Linked DNA regions of Mus musculus: regions 1 and 3 are each linked to region 2. Evidence: chromatin loops called from intact Hi-C (ENCODE). Cell type or tissue: gastrocnemius. All regions are shown on one strand.

Region 1 (8,000 bases), 710 kb after region 2:
TGTCATTCTTCACCTGGCCTTTCCTGTTGTTGCTTAGACCCTAGTAGGGACAATAAGTTGCTGTGTTTTGTTTTCTCTAATCCAGCTCAAGCAACATAACAGAAATGAAAATGCCAACAAGTAACATCCAACAAACCCTCACTTTGTGAACTGGGTTGTTCAATAATGTTTATGTCTTAATCCATTTGGATCAGACGTCCTTTGACAGGATAGTCTATGTGGAGTGGCAGGTGTCAGGCATGGGACACCCCTCACAACAGATGGTCTCTCGGTAAGTCAGACTTCTCTCTTGGGTCACAAGAGCATAGAAATGCCTACACCCCATGTTTGAGAGCCAATGTTCCGATGTCTCTAACCACAGCTTTGTATCATCAGAATATCTCATTAATAATGAATTTCCAACCTCCCTCCTTTGGAATTATCTCAAGATTAAAAACATGAGTTTCATAATGGTGTATGGATATGAGCATTGCCACTATTTTAACTTTTTACAAACTATCTCAATATTAAAAAAAATATTAAAAATCTTCCTCCAAACTAGATAATTATAAACAAGAACACCTGCCACATTGTATAAAAATACACAGAAGTGAAAAGAAATTTCATATTATCGCCTCACTGATCATATCTTTGGGGCATTATATAAATTATATCAAATCTAAATATAACTCTCTTCCCCCATCCCCCACAGTTTAATGAGTATCTGATATTCTGTTTTGAACAACAGAAACAAATGGCCTGGCAGTTTTTAGAAACATCTTTCCACCAGCAAAGGGAAGGCTTCATAAAGCCTTAAAATTACATGCAGTTTTGGAAACAATAGAGAATGTGGAAAACTTTGAAAGCCATGACTAAGATGTCTTTTTGAGGACAGGAACCTAAAGCTGGTTGATGAGAATTCTATCACTGGCATGCCCTCGCTTAACCTTGAAAATAATAAAAGAAACAGTGTCCCAGAGCTGCTTCTACAATTCAACACCCCCGACTTGTACACTGGGGAGTAGCTCTGAGCCTGCACACTGGCCACACCAGATACCTACTTATGTGACTGCACACACTTCTGACAGCTTTCATGTTTCCTTGTGTGAGAAATGTTTAAGTCTGTGCCATTGATATCGAGACACTACGAGGTATAAAGTAAGAAGGCAAACAGTAATATCAAGAAATTTATAATATCCATATCTCTCGGGTCCTGAGAACACCATGTTTACCCCCATGTCTGAGGGCTAATGTTTCGATGTCACTGCCTCGCGCTACATCATCAGAATATCTCACTAATAATGAGTTTTCAACCCCCTCCCTAGAAATTATCTCAATACAATAACATTAATTTCATAATGATGTGCAGAGACTAGCATTGCCTCAAAAATAAGTGATTTTATCACGCATATTAATATTGAATTCACCACAGTCAAGGGAACAAAATATAAGCCAGTAAGGATGGTACGTTTTCAGAACCAAACTTCAATGGGGAAATGAAAAAATAAATTTTATTTCCCTTTGTGTATCAGAAGCTTCAGGAACAGACAATTTCCTGAATTTCCTGTGTTTGATGAGCCCACTGTGAGGGAAACTTAAATCATTTGAGGTCCTCTCCCCAAACTGCCAGGAAGTTAATTTGGAAAGCACATACTGTTTCTATCTTAGTCCAAGAGTCCCCGGAAGCAGCAAGTGACTTGCCCCCTTAACGACACCTCTCTGATGGCTTTAGAATCAGGCTTGTTCCCTTTTTCTCTCTCCTGGCATTGAGGTGGATGGAGGATAGAGAGGAAAGAAAGAGTATGAGATGCATAGACGTGGCTTTGATCTCTGCGCTGCTGCTGCTGCTGCTGCTGGGCTGTCCTTCCAGCCTTCCAACCCTCCTGGTTCCTGCCAAGACCTGTGTCTGCCTTGCGGAGTTGGTATGAGAACAAGCCATCAAAGATACCAAGGGCCCAACTGGCAATCCAAAATGGAAAGTGTGTAGAGTAAAGGCAGGCCTTGGAAGCAGGCAGGAGACAGGACCTCATCGGCTGGGTGGTTCTTTGACTAGGTGCTAGATCGAATGGTTCATAAATTCTTTGCCCCCTCAGTTGGGGGCCAAAGGGCTGAAGGTGGGAGAGGGATGCGTGTTTTCTGAAGAGATATGATGAACCAAGTACTTGAACGATGTTTAAGAGCAAAGACTGCAGCTTTCAGACCAGGCCGGGACATTTGAGCGGAACTCTGAGCCAGGACGTGACACTGTGGTTCCAGGGGCTACCCTTGAGAAAGTATACTTCAGGTGTTTATTGAGTGACTGTGTTGAGTTTTCATGATGGTGGCAACTCTATGGCAGTTTAGGGCTTGCATCCCCACCCAGTAAGCCCCAGTCCCTGCTAGCAAACCACGTAGAGCTAAGAAATAAAGACTATATGCTCCCGGGTGGTTAGCCAGGCCTGTTTTTCCAGCCCCTGCAAACGTGAGGACTAGCTGGGGCTCTGGATAAGTAATCTTGCTAGCTCAGAAAACAGATGAGGAAGATGTGGGCCACCACATAGCAATCAGGAGTTCCTCTGGGCGGGACAGGAAATTACATGTGCCCCTGCCTTGTATTGGCACCAACCCCCTGCAGAGCCATAGTAGGGGTGGCATCAGCATGAGCGTGTGACCAGACACTGGGCCCAGTGGGGCAGCAAAACCGACTGACAGGTCAACACCCACATGTTCTGGCTGAAACAACTCAGGGCGGGCATAATTGTACATAATAGAGCTAAAATATAATTACCTCATTAAAATGGGTTACTAAATCTCATTGTCCCCGAGTGCGAAGAAGGCAGGCACACGTGTGAAAGTGCAGGAAGACGTACACCGAATGGCTGTGAGCAGGAGGGGTCTGAGAGTGCCTGCCAGTGTCACCCAGGTGGCACCGAGGTGGCAAGAGACCCTGGCTCCTCTCAGTCGGGCGGTGTGTGAAATCCGGATCTCATCTTCATTTGGGGAACCTTAGCTGTTGTTCGGGGGAACCTTAGCTGTTGTTCGGGGGACCTGTGTTCTGTCTCTTATTTCCACGATTTGCCCAGACATGGTCACTCCATCCTGCTGTGACGAACTGGCTGTGGCACTGATGGTGACAGAACTCAGAACTGGAACTGGAACTAGGGAAATCTAAGGATCAGAGCGTGGCTCTTCCAGCAGAACTATGCTTGCACTCTGTAAAGTGACTCATGGAAGCGACTGCCTCCCTCCCTGCACAGGACTCAGGCTTTGCTTGGGTGCAGCCCATGGTCCCAGCATGACCCCCTTCGCAGATCATTTCATACTCAACCAGAGAGAATGCCATCGCTCTTACGAGGAGCTCCCCAAATAGGAAAAGCTCTGTTGCTTGCTTCTTTTGGAAGGCTTTGAAATACAAGATTCCTGATGGGACTCCAGCCATTCATACTGCCTCAAGATGCGCATGCACGTGGCCAGGCCTCACCTTGTGAGTTCTCCAACTGGAGAGCAGTCTGACAATTAGCACAAGGCAGTCGGGAAGGAGCAAAGCCAGCTTGTGTCTCTGAGCCCTCACCCACTAAAGTGTCGAGACTAATGAGGCATTTCCCACCCCCCACTAGAAAGCAGATAAATGTTAACTGATGTCATGAAGTGTTACTAACAAGACTCAAAACACGAAGAATGTTGATTGTAGGCATGGCTTAGGCAAGGGGATGGAGAGAGAACAGTCAAAAAGGCGAGAAACAAGAGGATGCATACGCCAGCTTCAACTCACCACACAGAACCCTGACTGTGGTCCATGGCCTTGAAAAGTAGGAAACATCGAGCCCAAGGGGAAGGTTAATTGCTCACCACAGGCCCACTAGCTTTCTTGACATCTCTACTGGATGTCCCTGATGTTTAGTGGTAGCGTTCGCTTCTGGGCCAGATCTGTTTCTATGCATGAATCAATGCTGCTCATTCCTAGGATAAGTTCAGGAGAGCAGAGCAGGAGGAGGAAGAGGAGGAGGAGGAGGAGGAAGAAGAGGAGGAGAAGGAGGATGAGGAGGAAGAGGAGGAGGAAGAGGAGGAGGAGGAGGAGGAGGAGGAGGAGGAGAAGGAGGAGGAGCATTTTAATTACAAGCAATTCAACCTGGCAAATAGAACTCTGAACCTGTCAGAGTCCCGGACTTCTGACCCGCTCCAAGACGGCCATCTGCTTTTGCTGTGGTGCTTGGGGAAGAGGTGCCCATGCAAGTTCCCACAGAGAGAGAGAATCTTGGATCAAATCCTTGGTGCTAACAAAGCCTCCGATCTGAATAAAAGTCTGTTGAGCTATGTAATGGTTCTGGTTTTGGAGCAGGGGAAAGCGGGGTGGTGTGGGAGTTGACAGAACCTGATTTGGGCCCATCTTGATGGAATGTGTGAATTACAAAGAGTCCTCTTGTTCCCTCAGATTTTCTGGTGCAGGCCAGGGTGGGCTGGATGCTGCTGCAGTCCTTTGGAAGGGTCTAACTGGGTTCCTGCTTTGGCTTTTCTTGAGTGCCAGAACACCCCAGAAGCCTCTGAATGGAGGTCTCGAAATGTTAGAAAATACGTTGGCACTCCTTTCCTTCCAGGCTGCCAGGCTAGAGAAGGGGTGGGGGTGTTGTTGCTGGAGGCATAGGAAGGTGAGTGTGATGTCAGCTGTGTCGTTGTGACTCAGCTGGAAAAGTGGCCCCACAGATCAAGCACCAGGCCTGGGACAAGGAGATAGGCAAGGAGGGCAGAGGTGTGTAGCCCAGCCAGAGTCTAGCCTGGCAGCAGCTGCTGAGTCTCAGCCCGGCTGCCATCAGCTATCAGGGATCCTAGGCGCCCCCCTCTGGTCAGTGAGGCAAGGGTTGGCTGCTAAATCCTGGTAGCAGTAACTTGGTATTTGAGCCTCGGTGCCGTTGGTACCTGACTGATAGCTCAGCAGAACGTGACTCCTTCGGCATACTTGGTAACTATCTGCACACAGCAGCGAGCTGTGGAGTTGAGGTTCTGCTCATTCCTCTGCTAACCACCCAAGTTCTATGAAAGTTTCTCAGGCTACTACTGGGTATGAATCAAACTTTGTTTTACACTAAGCTTAGGCTCGGGATTAAAGAGTTTTAAAATAAGCAAGATATCCACCACACGAGAAAAGTGCTTCCCTACTTGTTAAGGCGATAGAAACAAAGACAAACCTCCTAGAGGGAAACTGGTGCATCTAGTTATAACCTGGATTCTCATTTTATCTCAAAAAACCTGGGGGCTGGAAAGCAATGTGGCGTATAGCACCTTCCTCTTACATGAGGCAGTACTCCAGCTGTAAAATGGAAGACTAGCTCATCTCCAGTGTGTAAGATTCCAGGATCTTTTACAGATGAAAGTCATGTGCTAAAATCCAGTCAGAGCCAGCAGGTTCCAAGTCATCTGATTACAGACAGAAAGAAGAGAGACCCAATATGGCAGGAACCTCAGCGTGCTGTGAGGGTGTGGCCTGATGCACCAGTGGATCCTAGCAGCTGGCACCGCAGCCAGTAGTTCACAGAGAGACTGCCTTCATTGGCACCCATCTAATAGCTGAGGGCTGAGGCAATGAGAGAGGAGACACAGCGGGGGCAAGACAAGGAAATTATCTTTATTATCCATCCTTTGTAAGGAGGACATGTCTTTGCCATGCTTCCTTGTTAAAAAACACTAACGGCAAAAATGCAAACAGCATATTTCCAAGTGGATCACACCTCGGAGAAATAAGTCTAACTCAAACATGGAGAAGTAGATGAAAATACATAAAGCAAACAACAAACCGACTGAAAACAAAAATTCATGATTGCTGCAAAGGCTTATTAGCTCACAGATCAAACATCACAAAGGATACAGATGATTGCCAACGGCATGAATGAAGTTCTCATCTTAACATGTAGAATGCTTTACACAGTAACTACACAAGAGACTTCATTTCTTCATTCTAAAGAGGACAATTTACTATAATTATTGTATGCCAGAACAAGTACGCATAAAAAAATGCAAAGGATTGAAATACAGGATGTATTTTTGATGCAAAGAAATATAAAATGACAGAAATATTTATGTTTGTAAAATACATGCAATTAATCCAGGAAACATAAGAGATCACTATGGAAATTAGAAAATGTTTGAAGTGAGATCGACCAATGATAGTGAGCCCAGCCCCAAAGGTATACATCTGTGCCACAGCTCCTGCATCCCAGATACATCTGCACCACAGCTCCAGAATCAGGGATACATCTGCACCACAGTTCCCACATCACAGCTCGCACATCTGTGGCTCAGGGAACATCTCAGAGGATGGGGTGGAAAAATTGTAAGAGCCAGAATACCAGGAAGCCTCTGCTATAACTGGCGGGATGAGCAAGACCAGAACAATGGCAATCTTAGTGGACATGCTAGTGTGAAGGCAGGAGGAGCTCCCTACCCTAGACAAAGAGCTACAGGAGACTCAGTTCAGGGAGACCTAGAGTTAACCCCTCCCTCCCCAGGAAGAGCCCCTTAGTGATCATTCAATGCAGTGGCCATTCTTGAGCCCAGATACACACAAACAACAAAATCCAACTCAGTGGGCTATGTTTTTATAGGTTTGTGCACACAAACACACAACAATAGGAAGCAAAAAGAGGCTACCAGCTTGAGAGTGTGGAGGACATGGGAGGGGCTTGGAGGAGGGCAGCTGTGAAGGAGAGGTAGGGGAAAAGTGGAGGGGGGCAAGTAAAATAATTCTATTTTAATTCAAAAATAGTTTTTAAAAATTTAAAAGTAAAAAGGATAAGGAAGACATAACATATAAAGATCTATGCATACAAGAAAAACATAGATGGAAGTAAAGATTAACATGTTAAATGGTTATGTATATAAATGAAAATATCCCTTTAGGACCATTGGACAAGGTGGAAAAAAAAAAAGACCAAGTAAAATACAAAGTAGAAAGAAGGAAAAAATGAAGACAGAGCAAAAGTGAATAAAACAATAAAAGGCAACAGAGAAAATAAACATTTAGTAAGTTTCTTCTTTGAAGTGGCAAACTAAAACAGAGGCTGCAGACTGTCATCACAAGGTAAAGGGATGCTGGAGGGATGCTGGGCAGAGCATCACAGCCCTAAGTTTGGATGAGCAGAGCCACATCTTGAAACACCTTGAATTTACCAAACAGGACACAAAAAGAAATAGCTAGTGAGATGGCTCAGCTGTTAAAAGTACTGGCTGCTCTTCCAGAGGTCCTGAGTTCAATCCCTAGCAACCATATGGCTCACTGCCATCTGTAATGGGATCTGATGCCCTCTTCTGGTGTGTCTGAAGAGAGCTACAGTGTATTCATACTCTCTCTCTCTCTCTCTCTCTCTCTCTCTCTCTCTCTCTCTCTCTCTCTCTCACACACACACACACACACATTTCTTTTAAAAAGAAAGAAAGATTTATAGTCTAAATAAGTAGTAGAGGGCAAACAATATAAATGTATATGCAGGAAACTCAAACCAGAGGAAGCACGGTGAGTCAGAAAGGCGTCTGCATGGCTATACTCAACATGCATGAACTCACTCCTTCTCATTGCAGAGCAGCACAAACTCTGCCAGTGTACTATAAACCCATGAGATCCATACATAGCACAGAGAGAAAAACCACAATGTTTTGTATAACCTGTAAGGAAAGATTATCGAAAATTGTTTGGAATACAGTAAAACTACCTTAATTAGAAAATATTAATATGCTATGATTTTGATTATCAGAAAAAAATCATAATACATAAATACATGATTCATACTAGTATATAATTAAATTACTTTCCTGGTGGCAAAGCTATAACCTTTGCATAAATATAACATTTTTTGAAAAGTTTAGACTGGCTCAGACTTTACTGTTTTTAGATGTAAAAATCCCAAACTCTTTGCCAGAAAATTATATATCCCTTGAAGCAAGCAAATGTTTCATAGGAATACTTTTGCCCCTATCTGGAATTTCTTCCAGTTCAGCTTATGTATATAAGCTTAGTATTATGATGTGTTTTTATGTATTTTTAGTGCAAAATG
Region 2 (8,000 bases):
GGGGGAGGTGGGCAGTGATTTAGAGAAAGGGAATCGCCCTTTCCTGATCTCTGTTCCGTTTTCTGCTTCAGATCTGTATAACTGGAAGATCCAGACCACCCCCCACCCCCCCTCCGCTGATAAGTGCCAATCTGTCTCTCACACCCATCGCCCTACATGGGATGTTTGCCAGCAATTCTGATTCTGTTTTCTTTGGCTCGTAGGGAACTTAGTAGGACAGAGGCAAGAAAGGGTTTTTGGCCTCAGCCACCGGTACAGTGGCTAAAAGCTACTGTCTTTTGAAGCAACTTTCTCACCCAAACACCCCGATTGGGACCCCAGCATGCACACAGGTTCTCAGACCCTGGACACTTTTCACCTGTACCTTATAAGTGGAAATCGGGGTGCCCCTCGAAAAACCATTAATTTGTGTACGACTTCTGAAGTTCCTTAAGGGCGGTTCTAAAGCGATGAGAGAGAGAGAGAGAGAGAGAGAGAGAGAGAGAGAGAGAACCCCTTAAAATTGTATACCTCTATTGACCCACTGGCTCCGGAAAATGCTGGGACATTAAATTCAACTTTGTCACTCAATCACCTCCAGACAAAACAAAAACAAACAAACAAACACTCCAAAAAGTTAGAGGGATTTACAGGAGTGCATAGCTCTCCGTGTACAATGCCAAGACACTTAAAAGGCAGAGGCGAAGCCAAGAGTATGCTGGCTGCTGTCCAGTCAGCTCACTCTGAGCTCCCCAGGGCTTGAACTGCTCAGGTCCAAGGAAGAGATCCTAAAAAAACAGAGAAATGGGGCCAGTTAGCAACCAAAAAATAATTTAAAAAAAAAATGCCAGTACAAGGAGCCACAGGCACCAATTACAGACCATAATCTCACACCTATAAGAACAGTTAACCTGAGCCACAGGTATGATACTCACTCCTTCCACGTGGTCCCAAATCACCCTTTTCCTCCTGAGCAGAGATAGTTGTCAAAAATTAGGCGCCACACCTGCCTTTACTCCTCAAAAACCTAGAATTTCTTTTGCACCTGCTACCAACCCAGCTTACCTGCCCCTCTGTCTGAAATGCATTTTCTAGCTCTCCCAGACTCCACACCGGAAACAAATCCAGGTCCAGGGATCCTGCTCCAGGACCTGCAACGACAGTTTCCTAAGGTATGGGCTGGGACAAATCCAACAGGCTTGGCAGCGTACCACCCATACAGCCATGCCCATAAGGGTTCGGCAATATCCCATAAACCAAAAGACTAGACTAAAAATTGCTCCTCATATCCAGAGGCTGTTAGAAGCTGACATCCTCACCCCATGCCAGTTGGCTTAGATTATGCCTTCCTGTATTCCAAATCTGTACACTTTGCTCTGTCCCCTCCTCACAGACATCCAGAGCTGTATAGACAGCCTGGATGCTCTCTTGAGGATGCTCTCTTCCCCATTCCCCCTGTACCAGTGAGCCAGCTCATATTTGCCTTTGAACAGTCTGATCCAGTGCCCAATGAGAATAGCCAGCTAACCTGGACATGACTTAAAATTCCCCTAGACTCTTTGGGGAGACATCATAAAACGACTTAACCGGATTCGGGCTGTCACACCCTGGCTCCTTTCCACTCCAGCGTGTAGATGATCTTCTACAGGTAGCAGCTGCCAACCACCTCCTATTTGAAGTACACAGAGGGCTTGCTGAGCTCTGCCAAATGGAGGTCTCTAGTAGGATATAGGCTATCTGGTAGGATAGTGGTTCACGCACGGGAGGAAACGCTCAATGATACCCCAAGGGAAGCAGCCATCCTCAGGACCCCTATCCCCCAAACCAAGAAGCCGGTAGGAGAATTTCTGGGGATGTGGAACATTACAAGCTGTGGATTGCTGGGTTTGCTGTAACTGCCCCAGCCCATTATTCTGTCATGGAAAGGCAGGAGACTCGCCTTTTAAAAGACAGAAGCAGAGGAACAACCTTTCCAGAAACTAAAGTAGACTCGGACCAGAGCCTCAGTTTTGGCCTTACCAAATGCCATGTCCGCCATGATTTATCAGAAGAGAAGCCTATTAGCTACAGAAACAAACACTGAGATGTTGGGAGGTGGTTTTTGTGCACTGTGTATTCAGATGCTGACCAGATTTGCCAGGATTCCCCAGAGATGGTTCCCTTGGGAGGATGGATAGAGCCGGAGCAGCCAGGACCAAGACTAAGATGTCAGGTGACGACGGGGCACATGGCCAGGTAGCAGGCAGCATAGTTGGGTTGGAATAGATGCAAGCCTTGCCCAGATACAGTGCAAGAAGACTTTTCATAAATATAAGGTCTCTGTGCCTTTATTTGGAAGTTAGAGTGGGCATAGAAAAGCCAGAATTACTTTTACACTAAAACTAAAACAAAACTGTTAGCCAGGCATGTTAATCCCAGCACTCAGGAAGCAGGTGCAGTCAGATATCTGAGTTCAAGGCTGGCCTAGTCTGCCCTGGGAGTAAGTCTCTGTTCGTGTCTGAGGATACCTTCTCAAGGAGATGAGAGCCTTTGCTTTATCTGCAGGGAGACTGCTCTGACGGTGGCTAAAACTCCTTTCTAATCGATGGGCTGCCCCATCGACTGGATCAGATAATGAACTTGTCTCCACTTCATCCAGACAAGGCCTTAAGTGTAACCTAGAAACTCCACTGAGCCCCCTAACCTCAGAGTTCCAGACAGTTCACACATAAACTAGACTACTAAGCCCATCCTCTCTAAATTAATTCTTAAACCCAGTAGAAATGGGCGTAGTCCTTCACCCATGGCCCTTCCTAGAAAGAGATACTAGTTGAGATACACCCCCTGTGAGATCGTGTTTGGAAGGCCACCCCTGGTTGCCTTGTTTAAGAGACCCTATCATGGATGAGATTAATAATCAATTCTTTTAAAATATCTCCAGCCTCTCCAAAGGGTCCAGACTGCAGTCCATATTAGGGTTCCGGAGACCATCTGTTTCCCTCCTCAGTGCCCTGCCATTTATTCTAACCCAGAACCAAGTGTTCATCAAAATGTTTCAGAAAAGCGGACTGACACATGCCTGGAGACAACATCACCCTGTCCTCCTGGGGACGCCAAGTGTGATACAGGTGAATGGAAGGTCCCGGAGTCACCCTCCCATGACAAACGTGTTCCACACCAAAACCAGAATTGGACCGTCTTGCTTGAACCAGACTTGGGCTAAGAGTCTCTCACAAATGGGACTCCTGTTTGGCTATGTCTATCACCTCCTATCTGCCTGTTGGAATCTCAGTCTCACCGTTACTCATAACTCAGAAACTTATTTCGCTCACACAGGAACTTGGTTTGCCCGTACCACTGGACTAACCCGCTGTATAGTGTAGCCATAATAACCAGGGGAGAACGGCGGGTGTCCAATGTCTGCGTCTGTCTGCTAACTTATCTGTTGGAGGCCCATTTCTCCTCTGATTAGGGCAGGAGGACCCAAGGCAGTAGTCCTTGTCACTTTCATTCCTACCATCACTGGAACAAGGAGGGGGCAGCCCTCCTGTACCTCCAGTGGGGCAGCCAAAAAGGGAGATAAGAGGTGACCTCCTATGGTCCCAACTAAGCATACACTTGGGGGAGCACAACCATACATAAAACTGGCTTATTCTATAGCTGTTTCTGCTCTCACAGGAGACTGATAGAAGACAGGCACATCTTCACTGAAGGTGGCTTAATGAAATCTATGAACATACATTTCTAATCCCACTCCATTGCCAAGGCACGGTATTGCATTGTTTTAGCATACTTTAAAAATATGTCTGATATTTATGCTTACTGGACAGTAGAGGGGGACCCAATCTGGTTTCCTTTGTGGCCATGTTTGAAACAGAGAGGAACCACAAGAATTGTTTTGTTTTCTTTTAAATCTTGTCGGGTGCCTCAAGACAGTGGCCCTGGCTTTGACTCCAGCAGCATGTTGGCCGGGCTAGATTAGATGGAGCAAGGCCCTATAGGATAAACTTTCCTGGGTTCTAACCTCTAGAACTCAGGAGAAAGGATGTCTTTTCTATTAAAAAAAAAAATGCAGTAATGATCACTCTCTGATGGTTATGGAACTTAATGTGATTCAGGATTTAAAAAAGAAGGAGGAGGAGGAGGAGGAGGAGGAGGAGGAGGAGGAGGAGGAGAAAGGAAGGAAGGAAGAAAAGAAAGAAAGAAAGAAAGAAAGAAAGAAAGAAAGGGAGAAAGAAAGAAAGTAAGAAAGAAAGAAAGAAAGAAAGAGAGAAAGAGAGAAAGAGAGAAAGAGAGAAAGAGAGAAAGAGAGAAAGAGAAAGAAAAAGGAAAGGCCAGGAAGGACATGAAGCCAGCCAGCCTGGAAGAGCTGACTACTGAAGCTGTCTCAACAGCCAAGCACTAATGACTGGATAGGCTCTACTTCATTTCTGTATACAAACCCAAAATAATCATGATCGTTGCTGGTTACATTGTGTCTAGGCATCTTTTATTAACCTAAACTGAACTAGTTTTCTTTTAAAAAAAAAAATTTATTTTTGCTTGCATGCATGTGAGAACCATATGCATGCAGTGCTCTCAATGACCAGAAGGTGGCAGCGGATCCCCTGGAACTGGAGTTGCCAGGCGCCAATTATCATGTGCTTTTGCTGTTGTTGTTGCAGGGGTATAGTGTTTGTTCAGTAAAAGGAACATAAATTTGTAATGCCATCCCATCCTCCCTTTGAGTGACATCCTCAGCCACGTCATATGATAGATGTTCTTGTTTCCGGTGATGCACAAATCCGAAAAACAGAAAGAAGACATCTGTACTGGTTGGTTTTATGTCAGTTTGACACAAGTTATAGTCATCAGAGGGGAAGGAGCCTCCGGGAGATCCAGCTGTAGGGCATTTTCTCAATTAGCGATCTAGGCGGCAGGGCCCAGCCCATTGTGGCTGGTTCCAACCCTTGGCGGTGGTCCTGGGCTCTAAGAGAAAGCAGGCTGAGCAAGCCAGAGGACGCAGGCCAATCATCAGCGCCCCTCCACGGCCCCAGCCTCAGCTCCTGCCTCCAGGTTCCTGCCTCCAGGTTCCTGCCCTGTGTGAGTTTCTGTCCTGACTCCTTTTGATGATGAACAGTGATGTAGAAGTGTAAGCCACAGAAACCCACTCCTCCCCCAGCTTGCTTTTTGGTCTTGGTGTCTTCATGCCAGCAATAGAAACCCTAAGGAAGTCAACCTCTAGTGGAGCTTCGTTTTGTATTGCAAAGTTTTTCCAAGTTAGAATCTTGTAGAGCTCAAACATGCAACATAACTAAAATATCCTATTTTGAGTTTGTTGTTGAAACATAAGATTATTTAAAGTACATATGGCATCCTTTTTTTTTCTTTCCAGGCACACTCTTTCAGTCATCTGCTAATTAGAAATTTCATTTTTAAATGTTAAACCTAAGTGCAGAGTGAATCCTGTATCCCCTGCATCCTCAGGAGATGGAGGTAGAAGAACAAGAGTTCAAGGCCATCCTCAGCTACTCGACCAGTTAGAGACCAGCCTGGGTTACACAACCCTGCCTCAAAAACCAAAAATAGAGCATGTTAAACCTTAGGAAATAGAACATTGCCATGTTTTTTATAGGTAGTATTTACTGCAAAACAGAAACATGATATCCTGAAAGATGTGTGTGTGTCTGTCTGTCTTATTTTCTGGCACATGGGCCTTTACATAAGGATGGGTCTTCTGAGTCAGTCAAATCTGATATGTAATAATCTCTTCCTCTCTCTAAAAACATTTAAATGTATATGGGTGTTTGCCTGTGGCAGTTCATGTGTAGTATACCTGCAGGGGCCAGAAGGGGACGTCCGATCCCCTGAAACTAGACTAGTCGTGGGCTACCTCGAGGCCTTATGCCAGATCACTCAGTTCTCTTAACCTCCGAGCCATTCCTCTGGGCCCTGAAATTTGATAATCTCTTGTCTCCTGTTTTCACGTCGTCTCTGACACAGGTAGTCTGCACATTATAGAAAAACACATGCACTCTTAACCACACAGCCATTACCTCTATTTATGTATTCATCCATTCATTGATTTAATTCAACAAACGGCAAGCAGTATGGCTAGTTACTAGAAAATGTAAGCAGATGGCCCAGTAGCAACACAGCTGTAGTGAGGTGAGGTTCCTGCCACCAACCCTGAGGAACTGAATGTGATCTCCAGGGTCCACAAGCTGGAATGAGGCAGCAGAATCAAGAAAGCTATCCTCTGGCCTCCACACACTTCCTGTTATGCTTGCTCATACGTGTGTACAGACATACAGACAGACAGACATGCTAGTAGCCTCTTCTTCAGCCGATCATTTCTTTGTTATTATCCTGGACTCTGTTGGCCATTTGTTTGCCATCACATTTGAACCCCTTGCCTGGATTGAACACTACGGAAATGGGGTGCTTAGATTAGAAGAACAAGAAAACGAGCTGATATTATAAAACAGCAATTGATTCCTTACTTTGTAATTTGAGCATTCACGAACACTAGCTTTCCAACTAAAATGCCTCATTAAAACTTCCTCTCTGCCAAAAATGCACGACCATCTGTGTTCTGCATGGCAGCGTTCTCTTAGTTAATACACATGTCCTGCTCTTTGGGAGGAGCTTTAATATGACAAGAAACAGAAATAAGATAGTGAAAACACATTGTGTTTCACAATGAACGCAAGGTTGAGACTCGTGACACTTCGCTCTCTATTAATTTTATGGCCATACTGAGTCCTCAATGTCACACACACACACACACACACACACACACACACACACACACACTCACAATTGAAATGATAGTGCCCATGAAGTTTGGAGCTCAGAATTGGCTTATTTTAAAAATAGTCCAAGGACCTGCTATTTAAAACAGGTTAAATTTCATCAGATGGTCTCAAAACGTTCAGGCACTAAAAGTGGTATCCACAGTCGGCAGAATGGAAAGCAACATTTTGGCCTGAACAAGGAGAAATCTTTTTGTACCCAGCCCTACTAACTTCACAAAACTTGACTCAAGCATTTAACTTCCCTATCTCTAGTCGGAAACATGAGGGCTGTGTTAAAATGATAGCACCCTTAAGTGACCGGAGAGCTTTCCCAATTGTTCACTGTTGTATCACCAGCAGCATTGGGGAATATCATCTCCAGTGTTTTTATTTCATTTCAGTTCTAGGGATTAAAGCCAGGGTGTCTCTCATACAGGAGTCACCAAGCACACATACCACTGAGCTATAACCACAGCCCAGTAACTGCATGTTATCCACTTAGTATGTCCACGTTTCCCCTCACAGTACTGGGGATTAGACCTAGGGCCTCAGATGGACGTCTCTACTGTGAGACTACATTCCAGCCCTCTTTTTATTTTGAGACGGGGTCTGATTAAGTGTTACTCCAACCGGACTTGAACTCATTCTATGGCCCAGGAATCCTAAAACTTGAGATTCTCTGGCTTCTGCTTTGTGAGTTTCTGGGACTCCAGGCCTTTAGTTCCAGCTAAAACACTTGTTTGGTTTTGAGACAAGGTCTCACTAGACAACCTTAGCTGGCATGAGACTCACTGTGTGAAACAGGCTGGCCGTGGAACTCAAAGAGCTCTGCCTGCCTCTGCCTCCCTGAGGGCTTGGTTTAATGGCTGTGCCACCACACCTGGCTTGTTTACATTTTCCACTAAAACGCCTTTTATGAAAGTATCTAATTTGCTTTTTTAATCCTCCTTTTCTCTTTCTCTTTTTTTGGGGGGTAGGGGTGGGGGTAGGACCTCCTGTAGCCCAGGCTAGTTTGGAATGCACCCTAAACTCCTGATCTTCCTGCCTCCACATCTGAAGGGCTATCTTTCCTGTTTATGCTAGAAGCCAGGGCACGGTGTATGCTCAGCAGACACGATACCATCTGACAAAGTCCCTAGTCCGGTTTTCTTAATCTTGTAAGTGAAGACTTCACTCATCTTGGTGGACTTCACATGACTAGAATTACCACGATGCATGGTTAGCAGGAAGAAGACATACCATCTACGACATCTACTGATAGATACA
Region 3 (8,000 bases), 500 kb after region 2:
TTGCTGGGAACAATACTAAGAAAATATGTTTTCTAAGAGTGAGTGTATAAAACAGGTAGAAAAATAGAAGCAAATTACCTTAAGTAAAAATGGTGAGAGGGGGGTGGAGGCAGCATCTAGGTTTAGGTGAGAGACATAATTCTAACTGCACAAGGCAGACCAATGTTGAATTCCGTGATCACTATTTTATAAGCAAATGGCAATAAAAAGGAGAAAGGGAGGAGGAGGAAGGAGGAGCACGGTACAGTGGCATGAGGCACCATTCTGCATTGTTAAGGTTCTAAACCCCAAATTTCCAAAAGGAGGAATTTCAGTGTCACTTGCTCCCCAGCCCATGGCGATAAACCTCCAGAGTGCATGTCACAGCCCCAAGTGACCCTGGTTGTGTCAGCAGCTCCACTGGGTGTATGACCTTTGGCACAAATAAAATGTATTTACTCATGCCTGAATTCCAGTGACAAGTCCCCTTAGATAAAGCTCCACTAGGGGCCACCTGCCCTCAATGACCTGCAAGGCTTTCAGGACCAGCTTTCGTGCTCTGCGCACCTCCTACCGAGGGCTGCCTCACTGGAAAGACTTGACTTCCAGCACACAGGGAGGGAGGTGGGACTCTGACTTCTACAGTCCATTTGGCTTTGCTTCCCTTTGAAGCCATTATTGAGAAGCTTTCCGAGCACGGATCTGCAAACACAGACACCAAGGAATCCTGGGCCCAGAGTTCAAACAAAAGTGTAAGGACAAGTGAGGTGAACGGTATTGAGATCCCACGTAGACCTCTCCTATTCAAAGCAGTCCTTCCTTGTCCTCACCCTTTGGAGAACGTTTGAAATGATGGAAGTTGTATTTGAGCCTCCACTCTGAATGCTTCTGCAGGGTAGAGGTTCCTCCGCGGAGCTTGTGAGGGTTAACTGAAGCAACAACCTCTTTTATGTCTTTACAAGTAGTCTGTTCTCCATTTTACACATGAAGAAGCAGAACAACAAGAGTTTAAGTCACGTGGGAAGTAATACAGCTGTGAAGTGTCCATCCGAGACATCGGGTCAGAGCAGGTCAGGAAATACCCACTAAATCAGATTAGCTGCACACTGCTGTGGGCTTGTCTCTCTCAGAAATCTGTGAGGAAACAGTCCTGGTACTCCCTAGCATTATCATGTTCTCTGTCAGGTTCATGGGGTGTCTGTAGTTTGTTCCTGTAAAGCAGGGTAGGCCACTGTTTATCTGCCCCGGGATCTTTACAATCCAAAACTGATAGCACAGTTTATACCAGGGTGATGGAGAATACGTCCAGGAGAACAGGCTTTATAAACACCCAGTCAATACCGAGCAAAGGACAGGTGCTGTTTGCAAGACCCTGAAGACTGCACTCTTTAGGCAGAGGGTCAGAACACTAGGCATGCCATGTTCCAGTGAGGGTCCAGTGTCCTGACGGCAGGGCTGGAGCTAAGTCACCAAGCCAAGGATTACACCCAAATTGGTTATTTTGGGGCAAATGGGGCAGATTCTAGACACTCGCTACATACAGTATCAGCTGATGTTGCTTTGTACAAAAATGTAGTTAGATGTATCCTTTGGATTGCATTTTTCCTTTACAAGGAAATGATGTCAGATTCTGCTAAAATAAAGCAATGGCTGCTCTGCCTTTATTGTGCACATTCCAACGCAGACCTATTTATCCATCTTTACACTCTTTAGCCTTTGTGCTTGATCCCTGGAACCACGAGGAACAGGAGGCTGAGAGTATTGGTAGTAGTATTGTTGTATCTAACAAGACAACAGGCATAATAAGTCTGTAGTGAACAATGAACTACGGTTAACAGAGATTTGAGCGTTCACCATGGGACAGTCAGTGAGCTGTGTGTACTTCTTCAGTAGACTCCAACATGCCTGTGATGTATGTGTGAGTATCACCCACAAGCCAAGTGAACTCTGCCAGGCTACTGAAGCACTTTAGGTCCAGCTTCGTCCTCTGTTTTAGGAGCTGGGAGGTAGCTGTAATAACTGGGTTAAGGCATACAGTAATTGCAAAGACTGCCTGGGTTAATACCTGGGTGGCATTTGGAACAGTGCCGGCATTCATAAATGCCCAATAAACACTGGCTAGTTTGTGTATTTATCTTAAGATAACCTCTCAAGTCATTTGAGGGATCAAGATTGGAACTCAAACTGCCTGACTTCAGATCCTGTGTCTCTGTGCACAATTTGAAAGCGTAATCAAATAAGTGAGGAAATAGCCGGGAGTCACGTGGCTATATAGTGGCAGGTTTCAGGTCCCTGTCACTCAAGCCTACAATTTCACTGTCCAGTCTGAACTTCCTGTGTGCATTAGCTGTCCAGTACTCCGACAAAATCCCCTGATTAATGAACTCAGAGTGAAGGAGGGTTTGTTTTCATTTTGTCTCACAGTTATGGAGATTTCAGACTGTGACCAATTGGCTCCGATGGTTTGGAGCTGTGGTAAGGAGGGTGTGGTAGAATAAACTATTTACCCCATGGCTGGACTGAAAAAGCACAAGAAGGGCAATCGCGAGTGGTCAGAAGTGGTTCCCACCTTTTAAAGATTCCACTACCTCCCAAGAGCACCATGGGTCACTTTGCTAAGCCGTAGACATCCTCCGTGCCCAGGTCTGCACCTCTATAGGAAGAGGCGGAAATGTACCCTGCACGTGGTTCCCACCTCTTCCCTCCTCTTCAGACCACACCTTCTTCCCTGCTGGGAAGCTTCTGATGATGCCCTTTTACAGTTTGGTCAGAGCCAGTTATGATGGGCACTCAGTCCCAGCACTCAGGAGACAGGGGCAAGCCGAGGGTCTCTGACTCTGAGGCCAGCCAACCTGGTTTAAGTTCCAGGACAGGCAAAGGAGTCTACTCAGAGAAACCCTGCCTCAAAAAACCTAAACCCAATGCAACCGAAACAAAAACCAACAACAACAAAACCAGATTGCTGGCAAAGGTTACATTCTGTAGCGCATGCCGGGGTGGGGATGGCGGTGGGCAACAAACAGCAGAAACAATACTAAGTAGTACTTGGAAGGTAGTGTTGGTTTATAAAGTGTGGCATCATCCTTCTCTTTTGGTCATTGGAATAGCCCTGTTTTGGGGTTACTTGTGTTCTTGGGGTTCAGAGGAACAGAGCTCCAGTTTGTATCGGGGTCTCCTGAGTATGGGTTCTGTGTACTTTGTATGACAAAATCTTTGACGCTGTAGTCAGAGACCACTTGATCCTTGACCTCAGGACTATTTCATGACATTTCTAGTGTAGATTTTGTTATGCTTGGGGAAGTTTTAGTTTAAGCCTTCCCCCAAATAGAGAGACAGGACTGTTTGTTTTTGGACCCTGGATCCCGGGACAAGGGACTGAGGTGCATATATTACATATCAAAGCAGACCTGGCCTCTAGGTCCTCCAAGAATCTCTCAGTCCATACCTGGCATACCCTGCTCCCAACTTGAACTTTGCAGCCCACAGGTTGGGCTACCATTCTCCTAGAGGCTCCTCCCTATATTATCCAGACAGTTTGGCCTCCCTCCTCCTCTTCCACCTCCTCCTCCTCCTCCTCCCCCTCTTCCTCCTCCTCCCACTCCTTCTCCTCATTGTAGTCCTCCTCCTTCTCTCTCTGCCTCAGCCCTTTCTCTCTTTTTCTTCCCCTTCTCCATGGCGACTCCCCTGGCCTGTGAACTCTCAAGAGAGCAGCTTCTGTTTAATATATCTAATCTGGCTTGGATTGGCTCATTTTACCAGCAGAGAAATAACCCATCAAGGACATGCTGACTTAAATTATGTCCAAAGCATGGATCTTGTGATTCCTTTCCCAGATTTTATAAAAGAGGATTCACTCAGAATATTACTGAATGAAGTATGAGTTCTGTAGAGAGCTATTCATTCAGGATCTTCTAATCATGGATTCTAACAGTCATTTTATTCACTTCAATGTCATTGTCTTTTTCAGATGATATTTCATTTCAAAACCTGGGCTCACAGCCCCCTTCCACAGAACTCTGTGGTCTCTCTATCCTCCTCATTTTGTCTTGCTCCATGGAGGGAGGTTTGTTTTGTTTTGTTTTGTTTTGAACCCAACTACTTCCTCTTTGATTTGGTGGCAAATTGACTGTCTGAGTGAGTAGAATAATTACTTCCATGGCAATGGGTGAAGTTAGAGACAGGCCATTATGTGAGCATTACAGAGAGACAGGGGCTGAATTAAAAAAAAAAAAACAAATAAATAAATAAACCCCAAACCAGTAGCCTTAATAATGGCAGGATAGAGAGAGAAAATTACTGGCATTATAAATTGCTTTTTTTTTTTGGAAAAAAAACTTTATCTTCTAAAAGGCTGTGACAGTTGAAAAAAAAAATCTCTCTCCAGTTTTAATTGTGGATAATTTTGTGAAAGGAAAAACCTCTCTATGAAAAATGGTGTGATGAAATGTGTTTAGTTTGACTTTGGCAAAGCTCTATGTCACTCTGAATGACTGCTTCAAAACAGACACAAATAATATTTGCTATTACTTAAAAGTTTGTGATAATTTGCCTCCGAAGAAAAGGAAGAGATTGAGAATCAAAGGTTGGGCCCTGAGTCTAGCTCCTCCCTAAGGAAGTGTTGTGTACTGCCACCACGTGGAGAGCCAGATAAAGAGTCTAGCATGGCCTTGCCTATCTGGGACTGAGCTTCACCTCTTTGGAAGATGGACACACACCAGGAAGAGAGGCAAGAAGACTTCAGTGTTGCCAGAGCAACTGCTAGGAGACACCTTGGAGTTCAGATGTCACATCTCAACAGGGATGCAGGTCAGTGGTAGAACATGTGCCTAGCATGCACATGACTGTGTTCCCACCTCAGCACCAGCAAGAAAAATCACACGAGAACGCCACAGCTGAATCTCATTTACACCAACCTTTAGTATAATTTGAGCAAGCATTGCTTTCAAGTTCCACAACACGTTATAATTAAGCAATTAGAATGTAAGAAAGAAAGAAAGGAAATTTAATAGAACAGGCATTTCATGTGTATTTTAGCCCAACAGCAGGCAGTGGTATACTGGGGTGATTGATACACTTTAAATATTATTAAGCAGCTTCACGGGGGGCCTCAGCCAGCCAGTAGATAGCAGCTTCTGCACTGGTGTTTAAGACACATGGGCCCTCAACTTCTTTTTCTGGCTTTTCCAATGGCCAATGGAGAAACAAGACACACTGGCTCGGCAAGAACAAGAGACAGCACTGAAATCAGCATCTAAGAGTTCAGTATACTCTGGGACCATCAAATGTAGATGACTAACATATCTCTTCTGCCAGAAAGTTCTCAAGCCTTTGGGAAACCAAGGAAACCTGCAGCTTCCCTGTATGTAGGCTTCACTGTGCAGGAGGCAGCAGCACACACTCGGGGAAGGGCCCAGACCATAAAGGAGCTTGGGTTCCAAGGTCACTTTGCCTTCTACTAGCCATGACAGTTTGATCATTCACTGTGTTCCATTTTTCTCGTTTGAAATAAATTCTCATGGCAATCATATTACCTCCTTCAGGGAGCTTGTTTGAGGCTAAATGAGGCAGCTCCTAGGAGCAGAGCGGCATAGGAGGCAGTAAGTACCAGGCACAAATGTTTTGAAAGCTTAATGCTTAAGTTCACCAAGGGCTGAATCGCGATTGTTATTGATACCACTCATTTGCTCATTCTTTCATCGGACACACATTTGTTTAGCAGATAGTATGAGCCTAGCCGTGAGCAGCCAGCACGTACCTAAACCTGTCCAGCACAGCCCTTCCCATGCAGGAATGTAGACGTGCCGACAAAAAAGTTACAGCAACACGGGAAGCGCATAGGTGAACATTTCCATGATTATACATGTTTCATGCCTGGAGACGCTGGCATGTGATGGACAGCAGACATGGAAGGCGAAGAGGGTCCTCATGAGCCGCACTCAGGAGAGGAAGGAAGGCGTGTAAGTTAGGGGGAGGGGCTATGGAGGCCAAGGAGTCACGGAGGGCACTGGAGGGGCCACTGAACTGTTCAGTGTGTTCTATGGTCTTAATTTTCTTTAGCATGAAATATCCCCCCACCCCAAACAAAATATGATGGATAATCTCAGCATATGAAACAGATAAAAATATAATTTTATCCGGGGACATTTACTTTATAATTTCACGTTGGTGGCAGTTACAAAGTCAATCAGTGAGAACAATAAGCAGATATTAATTAATACACAATTAGTAGTTGTATATGATAAACTCAGCCTCATATATATACATATTTACATATATATATATACATATTCTAATTGGATGATATTGAAAATTCTCTGATTCATTCTGCATTGAAAAATGTACCTTTTTAAAGGAATTCAGTTTGTAATCTCTAAATATGCTTAATTGATATGGAAGTATAAATAGTAGTGAGCTTGTTTTATTTCCATTTTAAATCGTTATCCATCAGCACCATATTTTCTTTTTTTTTAATTAGGTATTTTCTTTATATACATTTCAAATGCTATCCTGAAAGTTCCCTATACCCTCCCCCCTTCCCTGCTCCCCTACCCACCCACTCCCACTTCTTGGCCCTGGCATTCCCCTGTACTGGGGCATATAGAGTTTGCAAGACCAAGGGGCCTCTCTTCCCAGTGATGGCCGACTAGGCCATCTTCTGCTACATATGCAGCTAGACATCAAGCTCTGGGGGTACTGGTTAGTTCATATTGTTGTTCCACCTATAGGGTTGCAGACCCCTTCAACTCCTTGGGTGCTTTCTCTAGCTTCTACATTGGGGGCCCTGTGTTCCATCTTATAAATAACTGTGAGCATCCATTTCTGTATTTGCCAGGCACTGGCATAGCCTCATACGAGACAGCTATAACAGGCTCCCTTCAGCAAAATCTTTCTGGCATATGCAATAGTGTCTGGGTTTGGTGCCTGATTATGGGATGGATCCCTGGGTGGGTTAGTCTCTGGATAGTCCATCCTTTCGTCTTAGCTCCAAACTTTGTCTCTGTAACTCCTTTCATGGGTATTTTGTTCCCTATTCTAAGGAGGAATGAAGTATCCACCCATTGGTCTTCCTTCTCCTTGATTTTCTTGTGTTTTGCAAACTATCTTCGGTGTTCTATGTTTCTGGGCTAATATCCACTTATCAGTGAGTGCATATCTAATGACTAAAGCTCAAATCTAAGTGGATCAAAGACCTCTGTATTTTTCTTATCATGTATATGAAAATTGAATGACAAAGCACTACGATCTTAGTCTCATTGCTAAAATGATCCATAACACAATATTCCTGAGGTGTGAGTTGCTCTGTCCCTCTCTGTAGATTAAGCTGTGGTAGGGCTGTGTTCTGAGGAGGTATGCCTGAGCTGGGCTTGGTCCACATGAAGAAGATGTCATAACCAGTCGGAACTGGTAGATTTACAAACAGCAATTTGCTTCTCACGATTCTATAGGCTGAGAAGTTTGTGATCAAGGAGTTTGCAGGTGTGTCTGGTGAGGGTTCAGTCTCTGCTTCCAGGATGGAACCTTTCTTCCTGTGCCCACCAGATGGGAAAAACGTCATGTCCTCACTTGATAAAAGAAGGGAACGACAAGCCAAGGAGACACTGGTCCTCCCAAACTCTTTCAAAAGGTTCCTGACCCCAGTTGTGTGTATGGGTCCCTTAATCATCTTTTAAATACCACCCCACCCTTAATAACATCACGATGGAGATGAAGAGCTAAAATAATTCACTCAGTCTGAAGTAGATTGTGATGCATGTTCTGAGGCCCAAAAAGTATTTTATACTGAGCAGATGGAATGAAGTAATTTGCTAAATTCTCAACAAATAGCAGATTTTTAAAAAGCCATTATTACTGTTTTTATTTACTACAAGTTTGTGTGAAAAAAAAAAAGCAGTAGCCCTAGACCCCCAAGCCATCCCTGAGTGTTGCCAGCCAACACCGTATTTTACTGACCTTCCTGTGTCTACTTTTCAGTTGGCTTGGTTGGGGCCTGTCACATAGCAGGCTTAGGAGACACTGTTGAC

What was found. Peaks named below come from ENCODE experiments on the same cell type or tissue, not always from the same donor. Only the 100,000 strongest peaks of a DNase experiment are listed, where the experiment ranks them.
Region 1: it touches region 2 in a loop (7-fold over the local background); 29 of 42 quality-filtered maps call a loop at or near these places.
Region 3: it touches region 2 in a loop (12-fold over the local background); 35 of 42 quality-filtered maps call a loop at or near these places.

The regions. Positions count from the first base shown.
Region 1 is chr3:52,970,587-52,978,586 of GRCm38, forward strand. No RefSeq gene overlaps it. Among named protein-coding and RNA genes, the nearest start is that of Gm30402, 17 kb to the left of the region's middle. In gastrocnemius, a CTCF peak has its summit at 4,795 (motif pointing left); a DNase peak (open chromatin) is centred at 4,781; H3K27ac peaks cover 203 bases.
Region 2 is chr3:52,258,041-52,266,040 of GRCm38, forward strand. No RefSeq gene overlaps it. Among named protein-coding and RNA genes, the nearest start is that of Foxo1, 6.3 kb to the right of the region's middle. In gastrocnemius, a CTCF peak has its summit at 4,540 (motif pointing right); DNase peaks (open chromatin) are centred at 201, 700, 4,553 and 4,912; H3K4me3 peaks cover 747 bases; H3K27ac peaks cover 1,690 bases.
Region 3 is chr3:52,754,148-52,762,147 of GRCm38, forward strand. The region is part of intron 1 of Gm2447 (predicted gene 2447); the gene reads left to right. Among named protein-coding and RNA genes, the nearest start is that of Gm2447, 18 kb to the left of the region's middle. In gastrocnemius, a CTCF peak has its summit at 4,598 (motif pointing left); a DNase peak (open chromatin) is centred at 4,633.